2 separate regions of the Mus musculus genome follow, and region 2 is linked to region 1. The links are chromatin contacts, found by Hi-C or POLR2A ChIA-PET in ENCODE. All regions are on one chromosome and are shown on one strand. The core of a region is the stretch at or near the end of the contact, and the rest is flanking DNA. Distances in the headings are between cores, read along the strand shown. Region 1 overlaps Erc2 (ELKS/RAB6-interacting/CAST family member 2). Region 2 overlaps Cacna1d (calcium channel, voltage-dependent, L type, alpha 1D subunit).

Evidence for each region. A loop is a pair of places that touch in the nucleus more often than their neighbours do. ChIA-PET counts read pairs that join two places held with the same protein, here RNA polymerase II (POLR2A).
Region 2: a map of regulatory T cell shows a loop between it and region 1 (5-fold over the local background). The contact joins two enhancer-like sites. A Hi-C loop is called at or near these places in 1 of 37 maps with a recorded cell type or tissue (regulatory T cell). POLR2A ChIA-PET finds 5 or more read pairs at or near these places in 1 of 5 experiments (embryonic stem cell).

The regions. Positions count from the first base shown.
Region 1 is chr14:27,628,781-27,635,804 of GRCm38, reverse strand. The region is part of intron 1 of Erc2 (ELKS/RAB6-interacting/CAST family member 2); the gene reads right to left. Among named protein-coding and RNA genes, the nearest start is that of Erc2, 9.9 kb to the right of the region's middle. Within about 2 kb of position 4,571, at least 1 of the 3 ENCODE cell types and tissues checked has a DNase peak (open chromatin) inside an H3K27ac peak, as active enhancers do.
Region 2 is chr14:30,281,794-30,288,817 of GRCm38, reverse strand. The region is part of intron 3 of Cacna1d (calcium channel, voltage-dependent, L type, alpha 1D subunit); the gene reads left to right. Among named protein-coding and RNA genes, the nearest start is that of Gm52107, 61 kb to the right of the region's middle. Within about 2 kb of position 4,218, at least 1 of the 3 ENCODE cell types and tissues checked has a DNase peak (open chromatin) inside an H3K27ac peak, as active enhancers do.

The DNA of each region.
Region 1 (7,024 bases), core at 3,322-5,821:
GTGAGCCCTCCAGTCCAAGTCCCAGAGCGAAGACAACCAGAGACTGCCCACCAGAGCAAATTAAGCACAGTGCTAAACAAAACACTTAATTAGGTTAGAACACAGGATGGCATTCTCTCACTTCTCCCTTCCCTTCCCTTCCCTTCCCTTCCCTTCCCTTCCCTTCCCTTCCCTTCCCTTCCCTTCCCTTCCCTTCCCTCCCCTCCCCTCCCCTCCCCTCCCCTCCCCTCCCCTCCCCTCCCCTTCCCTTCCTTACCAAGCAAGGTAATGTCATCCTTTAGAACAAACCTAGACATTGTAACTGTCTCCATGTGTGTTTTCTTTATTAGTCTATCCGCCCCCCAAAAAAATACTTTTTTTTCCTGATACTTGGACATAAGGTGAAGACGAAAAGAGCTGCAAGGGGGCTGCATTTTGGCGTGCTCTGAGAGAGTTGTACAAACAGTGCAGAAGTGAGTGTCAGCTAGAACAATAGAACTTGGGACTTGAAGGGTCAGTACATATATGAATACAGGTCTCAAGCACAGCCTCATAATGAGTCCAGTTAACCGTAGAAAGGCAAGAGAACAGGGCTCCAGGAAATGCTATCTCTGATCCTATCTTACAACTGTTTCCAATCGCACTAAGACACCACTTGACGTGAGCCTTTCACTGGATGGATAACTCAGTCCTCACAGCTCGCTGAAGGTGGCAGCCATACCTCTTTCATCTTCCTAACCACTGCAGTGTTGTAATTAAAACCAGTTCTGTGTGGAACAGTTGAAGCACGGCCTCTGAGGCCAAGAGTACAAAATTCAGATCCCAGTTCCTCCACAGACTTGGGTCGGGAGCCTGTGAGCAGATGCTACGATCATCGATCTGAAATGAACATTTTAGAGGGCCCCAAGGGACTTCCCACTGCCAGGAACAGCATCTCCGCCTGAGGGCTCCATTTGAACCTTGGGAAGCTGATCTTCCCCTGTATGAGACAGAGCAGAAGTGCCAGGGAATTAAATATCCTCAAAAATACCATACACCATAGCTTACAGCAGAATTATTTATATTGGCCAAAAGGAGGAAGCAACCCAAAAGCCTAAAAGCATCAAACGGGGAACTCAAGCGTGGTGTACAGACAATGCAATGTTAACCAGCCTGCAAAGGCAATGAACTTCTAACAGGTATTATAGCACAGATGCAGGAAGCACTAAGGCACTGGAGCTTCATGTCCAACTCAGTCCTTTGCCTACAGGGAATCAATCACACAAAACCTAGAGAAACTCCCCAAATAGCATGAAGAACACCCAGGACAAACAGATCGCCAACATACCCCTGACTCAGGGAATCAGAGGGCTATGGGCTGATTGTGCCATTCCCTCTCCAGCTCTGACTTGCCATCTTAGCATCAGTCAAGATACAGTTTGTCCTTTTCTAGCTCCATACTGCACCATTCTCACAAATGAACCCAGAACCATGACCCTGCATATCCAGGTACATCCTTTGCCAGAACACACCTACAGTGCTGTTACTTCAGCTTTCACCTATACCATCTGGCCAGCCTAAACAGCAGATTGCAACTCAGGCCTACTCTATTAAACAAGACTAACAAGGGCTGGTAGAGGTTATGATATGATGAGTATATGGAAGGCTCTGGGTTCAGTCTCCACCATAAACAAACAAACAAACAAACACATAAACAAAGTAGTGACTAATCTAATGTCTAGGGACAGACTCATCTCTCTCAGGCTGGCCTTGAACTCCGTGTGTAGCTGAGGATACTCCTGAACTTTTAATCCTCCTGCCTCCCGCTCCTGCATGCTGGGATGATAGGCATTCCCCACCATGCCTGGTTTGTGCAGTGCTCAGAATCCAATGCAGGTCCTCACACATGCTAACAAGCACTCTGCTGACTGAGCTGCATCCCATCTCCCAGAAAATACATTTCTGAATATGTATTTTTCTCGAAACTGAGACAAATGCTGACTAAACGTGCATGTTCAAGAGGAGGAAGACTCTATTTACATTTTGCTCTGTAGCATAACTCTCAACACTTTCCCCTGACATTTCATACACAATAAGACTCTTAACCTTTTCTTATTCCACCTAGAGTTGATCAAATTGGAGCATTTGACTGAACACCATACATACTGGGCATATATAACAGCTTCTGTTTTTGCTCTGTTACATTATGAGGCTCACTCTTCTCCCCTTTACTGCCACCTATATTTTCCCCCTTTAACTCTATAAAATAGTAGCATCATTCACAAAACAGTCAGGTGACTGTACAAATATTGTGGGTGACTCTTCTGAAATACAAGGGCACAGCAGCTCAAAACATCAGTTCCTAAATGGAGGCGCAGAGGTTCCGAACAAGGTGTGAAAGGCAGTTTATCAGGGTTGTCTTATAAATGTGAAAAGTCCAAGGCAGACAGGACACATAGAACATGCAACAGACTTCTCACCTCTAACTCCCAACTGGAGGCATTTCAGAGGGTAACTAAACCAATTACATCCACGAACTTTCTCGGTCCACTCTCAATATGCTACAAATCATTCCCACATTTCCGTCTTAATATTCCAACAGGCGGTTTGATTCTGTCCACTTATGGTGAGCACTGGCCTTTGCGTCTTTAAAGCAAGATCCACATTCTAGTCTCTACTTAGATATCACTGAAAAGATTTTGGTCCTTGATGACATTTAGAGAGAGCCTCAAAACCTCCGAGTGGTGTGGAGTTCCACTGCAGGCTTTTGGTCAGGAGTATCCTCACCTGGAAAATGGTCTGTGAACATTACCAAGGCTGCATAAAGTATGTTTAGTCAATGAAGCCCCAGTGGCTGTTGCTAGGATGTCTAAATCCAAATCTAACCATTCCATACCATCCTGTCAGCCATCTCCCAGTTTCAGGCTCCTTGGCCCAAACCAAGCCCCAAGTCACTCCCATAAATACAAGGTCACAGGTTTAATTCCTAGTACAGAAAAAGGTAAAATAAATAAATAAATAAATAAATAACTACCTGAGATCCTTGAAAGCCAAGTGCCAGCTCTAGCTTCTTCATGGCTCACAGGGCCCTTGTGCCCAGTCACCCTCTCCGGCCTCTCTCCCCACACTACACCCTCAACCAAAGCAAACTATGTTCACCTCCCCAAGCTTTGAATCTCCTCCCATTTTCTCATTTTGAAGCTGGGCCTATACTATTCATCTGGTATTTGTACCACTCAAACCCACTCTCTGTCTACTCTAGTGACCAACTTGTCCTCAGCGACACCTTTAGTATCACCTAACTCAGAAGCCCTTCCTTCATCCTTCCTCATGACTCTCTGAAGTTGTCTGTGGCAGGCTAGTTGCTCCCCAGAAGAGAACCACTATTAACACCAGACACTCTAGCCTTCAAACCTCCAAATCACCTGCTCTGGTACAGCCCTCCTCGTGTCCAGAAGAGACCCGTCATGACGTAAGTATGTAGACATATGGCAGCTATATAATATAATGGTTTATATTTCCTTATTAATAAAATCTATCATAAGAGCACACATGCTGGTTTTGCTCCCAAGGTTGAGATTGCAGACAATGTCATTTATTTGGTTGAAAGTTATTTAATTGAAAGCCTGCATGCATGAACAAATATCTGTATGAGTATGTATGTGTGTGTGTGTGTGTGTATCTTACTTGATACACATGAAATAAGTTGGCTTAAGTGATGAGAAACAGAGGTCCCAAATAGGACAATCAATGGTAAGTACACAAAGGAAATTCAGGCCAGTGTTACATTTCTATAGATAAAAGAAACTGCTTGAAGTTATTCCAAGCAACTATTCATGTTGGGAATTCAAGATGGGTCATCAGTGTATTTGAAGTCTATATATAAAGATAACGGTTCCTTTTCATCCTTAACAAAAATGGCAAAGAATTCCCCTTGTGTGTCAGCCCCTGCTAACTGTTCCCTCTTCCTAGGTGTGATGGGCAACCCCTGAAATCCTGTTGCCTTTGTGTCCACCTAGCATCACACAGGACTTGTTCTCCGAGAGCCCACAAGAAGGCAAAGCTTTCATCCCATTCACTACCCAACCTTCTGCTCCCCTAGGGAGAGGCCCAGGAACAAACAGGAGGATGTACCAGATTAGGAAAGAAAGAATGGGTAGCAGGGAGCTTTACAGCCTGAGGGGGAGGAAGACTCACATCACCAGAAAAGATCAGAAACCATCTTCTGAGAGACACAGGTAAAAAAAGAGTCAACAGCTCTGCTCCCGGTATATACTACCCCTTGCTCTTCAAGGTCATGACAGTTAGCTGGAACCAGTTGGCAGGAAGTTACCATGGCAAGCCTGGCTTCAACCAGGCAATGAACACCATCATGATAGGAATGTGATGTCTGCCAATTCCACTGAGAAAACAAGCAGGGCTAGCAGGCCCCGCCCAGACTCACATCTTACAGAGACCCCAGCTCTGTGCCTCCAGGGAATAGGTTTCCACCCTCAGAGCAGCTCCAGGGTGGCAAAGAACCTTCAGTCACTGCCGGTGCACAGAGGATGAACTCCCACCCTGACGACATCCCCTGTGTCACAGTAGAATTCACTGCAGAAGAACTTAGAGCAGCAAAGCACAGCGAGGTTTAGTTTCTTATGAAACCCTGCTCTCTCTTGCTATAATTAGTCATGCCATTTTAGCAGAAATGTCTCTCCTAGTTTGCATAAGGATATGAGAGTATTCTTACAAAACAGTCAAACTGCTCGACGCCCATTCAAGCTCTTGTCTTCTGACCCACTACGAAGTTATCTTGAATTAATAGTTTGTTCCTCAAGCATTTGAGGGGAATGTACTTTGGTGCCTGCAGTTCATTCATACTCAAAACCGTGTAGGGGCGGAGAGCAGAAGGCAAGAAAAGAGGTAATTTTAGACACTTGCGTGTGTTCGCACACACATGCACATACACACACATGCACACACAAACACACACCCACACCTACATATGCACACGCAACCACACATATCACACACACACACACAAGTTCAATGAGACCTGGAGAAATGGCTCACCAGTTAAAGTGCTTCTCACGTAAGAGTAAAGACAGACATTCATTATCCCCAGAAATCCACATAAATGCCAGGGAGTCACAGATGCCTGCCTGTGATGCTGGTCAGAGAAGTCAGAGCCAGGGATCCTCAGAGGAAGGGGCCTAGCAAGACTAGCCTTATCAGGGAGCTCTAGGGTTAACTCAGAAAACCTGCTTCCGTGAATAAGGTAGAAGAAAAATGGAGAATGATTTTCAACATCAACCTTGGCTTTCACCTACAAGCACACACACATGTATGTACCCACACAGATGCGTGCCTACATACATGCAAAAGCATGTGCAAACATATGCACGCACACACACATACACAGAAGATATGGGAAGGAAGGAGTTAACAAACAAAGCTGCTGTTGACAGGCATCTATGAATATTGTCACTGTTTGCCCATCTCCAAATGTATCCAAGAGACAGCTTTTTATCCTGTATTCATGCAGTGGGGCTGTAATCTTCACCATTGACTTCCAGGAAAAATAATCAGTTCTTTCCTGAAAGGGCTGGCTCCCTTCCTCTCTCTCTCTCTCTCTCTCCTTCCCCTCTCTCTCCCCTGTTTTAATTTTAGTGAGTGCCCATGAGGTGCCAGCCAGCAAGTACAGATTTCCTGGGCTCTGACCAAGATGAACTCTCCCTGGCAAAGGCAGTGCATGTTCAAGAGCAGAGGATAGACCTTGGAAGCAACAGATCTCAGAGGCAAGAGAAGAAAAGATGCCCAAGATACTAAGGTCACAGTCCTGGGAATCAAGCAGTGAAGTGCTGAGGGAATATAACTGGTGGGTAAACTGAGCCAGCCCGGGGGACGGGTGCCCAATTATACCTCAGTTAGCCATTGAGGTAGAAGCCTTGGGCTTCCCCCACTGAGACAGAGTGAGTAGAGATCACCCAAGCCTCAACCCTGCTTCCATGACAACCCAGCCCCTCATGCTGTTTTGGCATTAATGCAGTGGCCCTTAGTTATCTTACTTTGCATTTGTAAGGAGCAGTCACTGCTCCTACTGTGTCCAGTAATAATTAAGTAGCCTTGAAAGTCAGGGTCTAAATCTGGCTGTTTGAGCTCTACTGTTCCTTGAGTTCACCTAATAAATAGTTAATGAAGATCTACTGTGTGGAAACCTTCCCCTAGGCCCTGGGATTCTGTGATCACCACACCATGGAAGGTGGCTCCGGATGGTCTCACATTGCACATGTGATGGCCGACCATAGAAGTGATACAAGTCACTCATAATGCATGCCTAGGAGGAGAGAGGAAGCAGCCATGGGAACATGAACAGTCTACACTACAGATGTCAAGGCATAAAAAGCTGTCTAATATAACATGTGTCTATTAAAGCGTATGTAAATAAGGCAATTGGACAGCTACAAGATTCACACCACCCTGTGACTGGGAGAGTCTGCAGCTATCATTTTAGAGAAGTGACTTCACCATAAAGACACCTCAGGCCACATAAACCTGAACTCTTGAGTTTTTAGGGAAATTTTTTCCTTTTTTTTTCCATGAATTCCTCAGTGGGGTCTAGCTAAATTTTTCTTAAGAGGAAAAACACGTGTGGAACTGAAAAACATTGGAACCTCTAAACAGAAAACAAATTCTTGTACAGATTTAAAAGGGGGAGGAGAGGCAGAGACCAAGACATGGAAAGTCCAAGTAGCCCCCTCCCACTAAAGCTCTAGAATGTCTAAGAGGTGACAGCCAAAGGGGAGTCCACAGTCAGGCTCTGAAGCTCTGCTGTAGCTCGCTCTCACTTGGCTCTTTAACGTGAGGAAGGCAGAAGAGGAGCACAATCCCATCAGACGAGGTCATCGAGGGCTCCATACACGGTTCTGATGATGTGCGGGATCCCCCACCCTCCAGCTCTGAATCATGATGCACAGCTCATCAGTAATTCTCTCCATTACTCATCCCTTGCTTCCTGGCTAATGCGAGACCATCGATAGAGGCTAATGCTAACCTTCAGGAAGCGTTTGCTTTGTTCTCAGAA
Region 2 (7,024 bases), core at 2,969-5,468, 2.7 Mb before region 1:
AGCTCCTTTTGATGGATCGTTATTATTGTGTTTATAGCTGTGCTACCTTTTAACCATTCTTCTGTTGAAGGGACTTTGTGTTCTGCACAGTCTTTGATGGTCATGAGCAGAGCTCTTGTCAACATGCAGGTTTCTCTGGAAATGTTCATTTTTCATTTCTCTTGGGTCTACCCTTAAGGACTGGGATCCCTAGATCATATACTTGGTGTGTTTAAACACCATAAGACACTGTTGCCAGAAGCCGTGAGGCCACCTGACATTTCTATTGGAAATGTGTAAGAGTTTCAGTGGCTTTGAACCCTTTCCAGCACTTACGAGTGTCCACATTTTTTATCTAAACCTTTTCTAATTAGTGTGTGGTAACTTAGTGGATGCCGGGGAGCATCATCCCTGACTGAGTCCCAATGGCTTGCCCTCCTCAGTGCAGGTCTCCTCATTTCCAACACTGGTCACGTTGCTTTCTTACTGCAGGACTGGGCAAGCCCCTGTGTGCCCTCCATCCAGTGTTTGCAACAGATATGTGATTGGCAAGCATTGTCTGAAGTTCATCTTTTTATTCAGTGTTCTTGCAGGGCGAACATTTTCAGTTTTTTTTTTTTAAATTGGACATGCTTTTTGTGTCATATTCAATGATTTCACCAATTACAGGCTATAAAGATTTCCTGTAGTGTGTTCATCTTGGAAGCTTTATAGTTTTATCATAAAGGTTTCAGACCGATTTTGAGTGATTTTTTTTTTTTCTAGGCTGCATGAGGCTCTTGTAGGTTTCCTGTTGTTGTAAGTTTCTGATGGTTTCATGGCTATCTTTCCCAGGTGACTTTGAGTATTTGTTAAAAATCATTTGGCCATTGTGACTCATTCTGTCCCCTGATCTGTGTCTAGCCATCCCTCAGAAAACACTGCTTGCTTTCTGTAGCTTTGTTACACGTCTTACAATTGAATGCCATGAGTTCCAATTTCATTCAAAGTTGTTTTACCTCCTGTAGGAGGGAATTCCTCTTTCTTTTCACATAAATTTTAAGTTGTTGCTTTCTAAACCAAACCTAAATTAATGATAAATAAATACATACCTGATGTGACTTTGACTGCTTTTAGTCTATAGATCAGTTTGGGTGGAATTGGTACCTCAAGTGTCGTTTTTCCAGTTCATGAATATAGTATGCTTCTTTGAGTTATTTGCATGTATTATTATTACTTCATTTAAAGCAGGCTTATTGTTCTGGGTCACTGGAGACACAGTCAGTCTTTCCCCATTATATTTGATGTAGCTGGAAGCATTGTGTGGCCTTCTTTAGACTGAGGTTCCCCCAGTTCCTCTTGTTGCTAAGGTTACTGAATGGTTTTGCTGTGAGAAGTCCTGGATTTAATCAAATGACTTTTCTACCGCTATGGAGAGGTCACATGCTCTCTGTGCTTTATATCGTCTGCAGGGTATACTGCATGGTTTCCTCTTTGACTATAATCTCACCTTTTGGAGATATGTCTTACTTGATCATGGACAAAACTTGTGTATGTTTATATAAAGGATTCAGTGTCCTAGTACTTAGTGGATGATCATTTAAGATTTTTTTTTAAATCATTCATTTAATGTGTATGAGTGTTTCGCCTGCATGTGCACCGTGTATGTGCCTAGTGCCTATGGAGGTCAGAGAGCGTGGAACTGGAGTTGTGGATGGTTGTGAGCTGTTGTGTGGGTGCTGGGAACCGACCTGAGTCTTTGAGAAGGTTAGCAAGTGCTCTTACGTGCTGAGCCATCTCTCCAGTAGTTTGATGATATTTCTAATGCCTATATTCATAAATGATGTTAGTCTTTTTTTTTTTTTAGATATCTTTGGTGTTTTTATGTATTCCCTCTACTTCTGTCTTGTACTTATGAGGGATTGATATGAATTCTTTAAACAGTTGGAAGACTTTTCCAGGTAAGCAGTTTGGGCTTAGACTTTTCCCTGTAGGAAGTTTTAAAATTAATAATCAGTATTGCTATTTATTGCAGGCCTATTCTGACTTTCTATGTCCTGGATCTTCTTTTTGCCAGTATTTTCTCCTAAGAACTTGTCCATTCTATCTAGCATATGTTTGTTGGTAGAATGATTTCTACAGTTTTGTTCCATTTCTGCCTCAGTTTAGAAGGCTGTTTGTCGCTGACACAGACTTCTGGATTGTCAGTTACCTTCTTTAGCACTGCATTCTGCCGTGTGATCCCATGGCTCCTTCTGGGAAATCCATAATTATCAGAAACCATTATTCCTGATATATATTGCTTTCTTCTAGACTTTTCAATTGTCTCTAGTTTTTAGCAGCTCGATTATGATCTGTCTGGTGGTGGACTCTGCATTTCTTGGAACTGTAAATTTATCTTTCTCGCCAAATATGAGAACTTACAGTCTTTTATTTTTTTAAGTATTTTCCCTTCTTCTGAGATGCTGGAGCTGTGAATGTTAGACATGCTAGCATTCCCCACAGGTCTCGGAGGCTCTCTCTGCTCTTACACTGCTTTTCTCAGGTTTCTTTGGATAAGCTACTCCTCTACGTCAGGCTCACTCACTGTTTCTTCTGTCACCTCCATCGTGACATGGCATCCATCTGGTGACATTTGAAAAGTTTTGTCTTTATGTTTTTTTTTTTTTTTTGATCAGCTCTAGGATTTCTTTGTGTGTGAGGGGAGGATAAACTTACTATCCTTCTATCTGTACAAGACTATTCTGCCTTCCTAGAGATGCTCCCAGTAGTTCCTCTAAGTTCTTTGATTATTCTGATACCCATGTCATGAGGGTTGATTGCCCTTCCATTGCAAGCTGTCTTGCCTCAGTAAATTTGGGTTCTATTATGGGCATTCTTAAACATAGGTTGAACATATCTAATCTGAGAATCTGAAATCCAAAAATGCTCCAAAATGCAAAAATCTGAAAACGGACATAATAAGATATCATGGTAGAAAATCTCACATCTGTAGAGATGCACAGAACATACATATGATCATACATACGATCCCTTTAAATGCAAGGTCCAAAGGAAATGAAAACAAATGTTGTGCCTTAACTTGGATCTCATTCCAAAAGTACCGAGTTAAGTACATGGAGGTATTTACCCTCTGAAACATCCTGAGCGACCACTTCTGGTCCCAAGCCTAGCAATAAGGGACGCCACCGCTGTCTTCCGATGCTATCTATGGTTTGTCCATGTCTTATGCCGACAGGTAATTGAGCTCTTTGACTTTTCTTCTGTGGGCCGTCTCTGCTCAGTCTTATGATGCCTTTTGTGTCTGTTCTCCAGGCTGAAAGCTGGGAAGTGAGCTGTCCCAGAGTGGGAAATCTCAAGGCCACTGGCGCTGCTGTTTAGGGTCAGATCCCGAGCAGACAGTTGAGTGGGAACGATGGTACTTGGTTGTATAACCCTCCTGAGTTCCTCTCTGCAGGCGCTCTGATAATTTCCTATTTCCTCAAGCCCTTTCCCACCAACCTTTAGATAGAAAGTCAGAGCATGTAATTCTCTACTGGGATGGATTATTTTCTTTGTCTGTGTCCAGGATCAGGCAGTAAATAGCTAGGAAAAAAAAAAAAAAAAAAGCAATGGGATTTCACCCTGTGCCTTGGAGATGGTAGCTCTCCTTGGGAGATGCATTCTCTTGGAGTTTGGTGTCCACCCAGCTGATTGGCCCTGCTCTTTGGCCCTGCAGGTCCTGACTGGGTCTGGGTGGGAATGATCAAAAAAATCAAGGCTCTTGTGAGACCCCTGACTGTGGAGGTTTTTGGTTTTGTTTTGCTCCTTGGTCTAGGAAGCAAGGAGCTTTTCTTTTCTTTCTCTCTCTCTCTCTCTCTCTCTCTCTCTCTCTCTCTCTCTCTCTCTGTCTCTCTCTCTGTCTCTCTCTCTGTCTCTCTCTCTCTCTCTTTAATTTTGTCTATACACACTGCATGTTTTCGAGTGCCAGGCTGCCTTTGAATCTGCACTGGGTGATACCCGGAGACCAGGGTGAAAGAGGAGAATTGGGCACTATTCTGAAGGTATTCTGAGTTTGTTTCCATTCCCCAGTCTCCGTGTTCCCATTTACATTTCACAGTCCTTAGATGCCCTCTGTTTTCTGCCCAGCGTTTCATTGGCATGGACTGGGCCAAGGGTGGGGGTTCTTATCCGCTCTTGCCTGCAGCTGCAGCCCTCACATTAGAGTTAACACTGTTGTCTGTAACATAAACCCTGTGTGGGTGGGGATGGCTCACTAAGCTTGTTTCTGTGGATTTCTAGGATGCATTTCTAACGTGCACCACGACATGGTCAAATGCTGCTTGAGTTGAGATAAGCTTCCCTCCGATTTAACTCGGAGGATGGCACTCTGGAAAGGGCCAAAGAGCGACCGAGTTAGCCTGCGTGTGAGGCTGTTGGGGGTGAGAAGCAGCCATATGCATCGATAACTGGCAGGATGGTTGTGTCCCAGTCAGACCTGGTGACTGGTGCTGAAGCGTTGTTTTCGTAAACCTTACATATGCTTCCTTCTTCTCAGAGCCCTGCCTCCTCCTTCATGTCTTTTGCTAAGCTATCCCTCTCAACACCACCACATGGGAACCAGACCTTGGTGTATGTTGTGGTGGGACGAGCAGAGCACCAGGTGCGGACAGGAAGTTTTGGAAAAGGTAGCGTGCCTCGTCTTCAAGTGTTGTGAGCAGCACAGAACAGTCTGGGGCTGGGACCATCTGTGGCGGCTGTTGACTGAGAGCCGGGAGCTATAAAGGGAAATAAACATTCGACTTCCTTCTGAGCTTCAGTTTTTCACAGTATATCCCTAGATTATGCTTTGCTTATTTTAGAGTTAGCTCCTTAAACTAATGCTGCCCTCCTCCCCTCCTTCCTTCCCTTCCTCTCCCCTCTCCTCTCCTCCCTTGCCCTTCTCTCCCTTCCCCCCTTCCCTCCCTCTTTTCTCCTCCCCCTCCTCTTGTTTATTTATGTTTTTGAGACAGGATCGTGCTGTGTAGCTCAGGCTAGCCCCACACTCCCACTTTAATGGCTCGTGCTCAAAATTTGGTTTTCTTCACATTTTATGCTTTTATGTGCTTCTTCCTCTCAAGAAAGGCAGACTCCATCCGCGAGGCCACCTTAGTGCTGACATTGTGGTGTGTGCCACCAATACCCGGCTGAAGTCACTACAGTTTTGTTGGCATTTTTCTTTTCATGACATCAGTGACAAAATTAGGAAAGTGGAGGCCTTGATGAAGTACTTCGTGTTCCTGGTTTGTAATGTTTGGCTATAGTAAAGTATTTTTTTTTAACACTTATTATGAAAACATTTTTCGTTTGCTTTTGTTTATTCTACAGCTTAAAAAAAATCTCCTTTACATGCTCATCTTGATTATGTGTTTTTTTTTTTTAATTTTGTTTATATTTTGGTGTATGGATGTTCGTCTGTATGCATGAATGTATACCACATGCATGTTTGGTGCCTTTGAAGGTTGGAAGAGGGTACTGGGTCTCCTAGGATTGGAGTTAGATGTGATTGTGAACCAATTGTGGGTTCTGGGAAATGAATCTGGGTCCTCTGTAAGAACAGTGCTCTTAACCACTTAGCTGAGGTCTCCCTCCAGCCCCTTATTATTTATTTTTAAAAATTTTTGATGAGAAAAGGAAAATATAAACAGTCATTTAAGAAAGGAATGAGGCTATAGTTTGTGCCTCTCTTTAGTTTTTGTAGAAAGCAGCACTCCCATTGGGCCTCAGTGATCAGACACAGTCTACCTTTATGGTGCATAGAGTTCATCCTCCTTAAATAGTCTCGGCCATCGACCCCTTTCCTAAAGGTGGTTTAAGATGAGCATGAAGACTGGAATGGTCACAGATGCTCAGGGGTGCTTTGAGCACTTAGTGTGTGGGGTTTGTCGTTCTGGGTTCCCCTAGCCCTGCTTCACATAGATCCCATGCTGAGAAGCGGAGGGCTGGGCAAACACTGTGGCTCTCCCGTGTGAGCCCAACAGGGAGCCTCACAGTGAGCCCTGTGAGGACAGATTCACGCTTTCTCTTGTGGAGCTCTAAATGCACAAACCTTTAAACCAACTGGGAATTTGTCTTTACCCATTTGTTTCCAAAACATAACCTGAATTACCTGAGCCAAGCTAACAATGTACTGAGAGACAGTTTGTATTCTGCCCTTTTCAGGGGTGGTAAAAACTCAGAGAGAAGGCACGGAGGCTCTTGGCTTGCAATTGAACTTGGGTGCAGGCAATCTTTGAGTTGATAGTGAAGTTGATACTTCTGAAGGTAATTAACTCGAGAGACAGTTAAGTTGTGAACTCACACTGGCTATGGACTAAAGCTTTTCCCACTATGTGTCTCTCTAGTCCCACAGCAGGGGCACTAGCCAGAATGGTACACTTATGTTTGAAACATTGTAGTCTTTAAGTTTGAATTAAAGCAATGCCTTCCATTTGAGCATGTTTGTATACAAGTATCATTAGACTCTGTTCTTACTCATCTCCTTTCCTATTGGCCACCTCACTCCCTCCCATACCTTGCTGGCACTCTTCCTCTGTGTGTACAGTCCATCCTGCCTTCTGCTCTCCTGACACATAGATTTCATCACCCCATTTCCCTTTCTGTCTTCCCTGTGATGTCTTCTTCCCCTCTCCTGCCACTTTTTATTTTAATGCCCCCGCACCATAAATTTACATCTATGTTCTGCATATGAATGCTCAATATTTACCTTTTGAGTTTGAGTTCTTTTCCTTAATTTGATCTTCAGGTCTGCTGATTTCCTTACAAATGTCATAATTTAATCTTTCTTTATGTCTAAAACAATTCCATAGTGTATCACATTTCCCTTATACGTTCATCTGTTGATGGGCATCTGGGCTGGCTCTGTATCTTTGCTGTTGTGAACAGAAGAGTAATAGACATGGATATGTGTGTGTCTCTGTGGTGTGCTGACTTAGACGCCTGCAAGTATGTACGTAGGAAGGGTGTAGCTGGGTCATGGGGAGTTGAAGTTTTAGTTTTTTGAGTAAAGTCCAGATTTACTTCTGTTTTATGCTCCCACTAGCAGGAA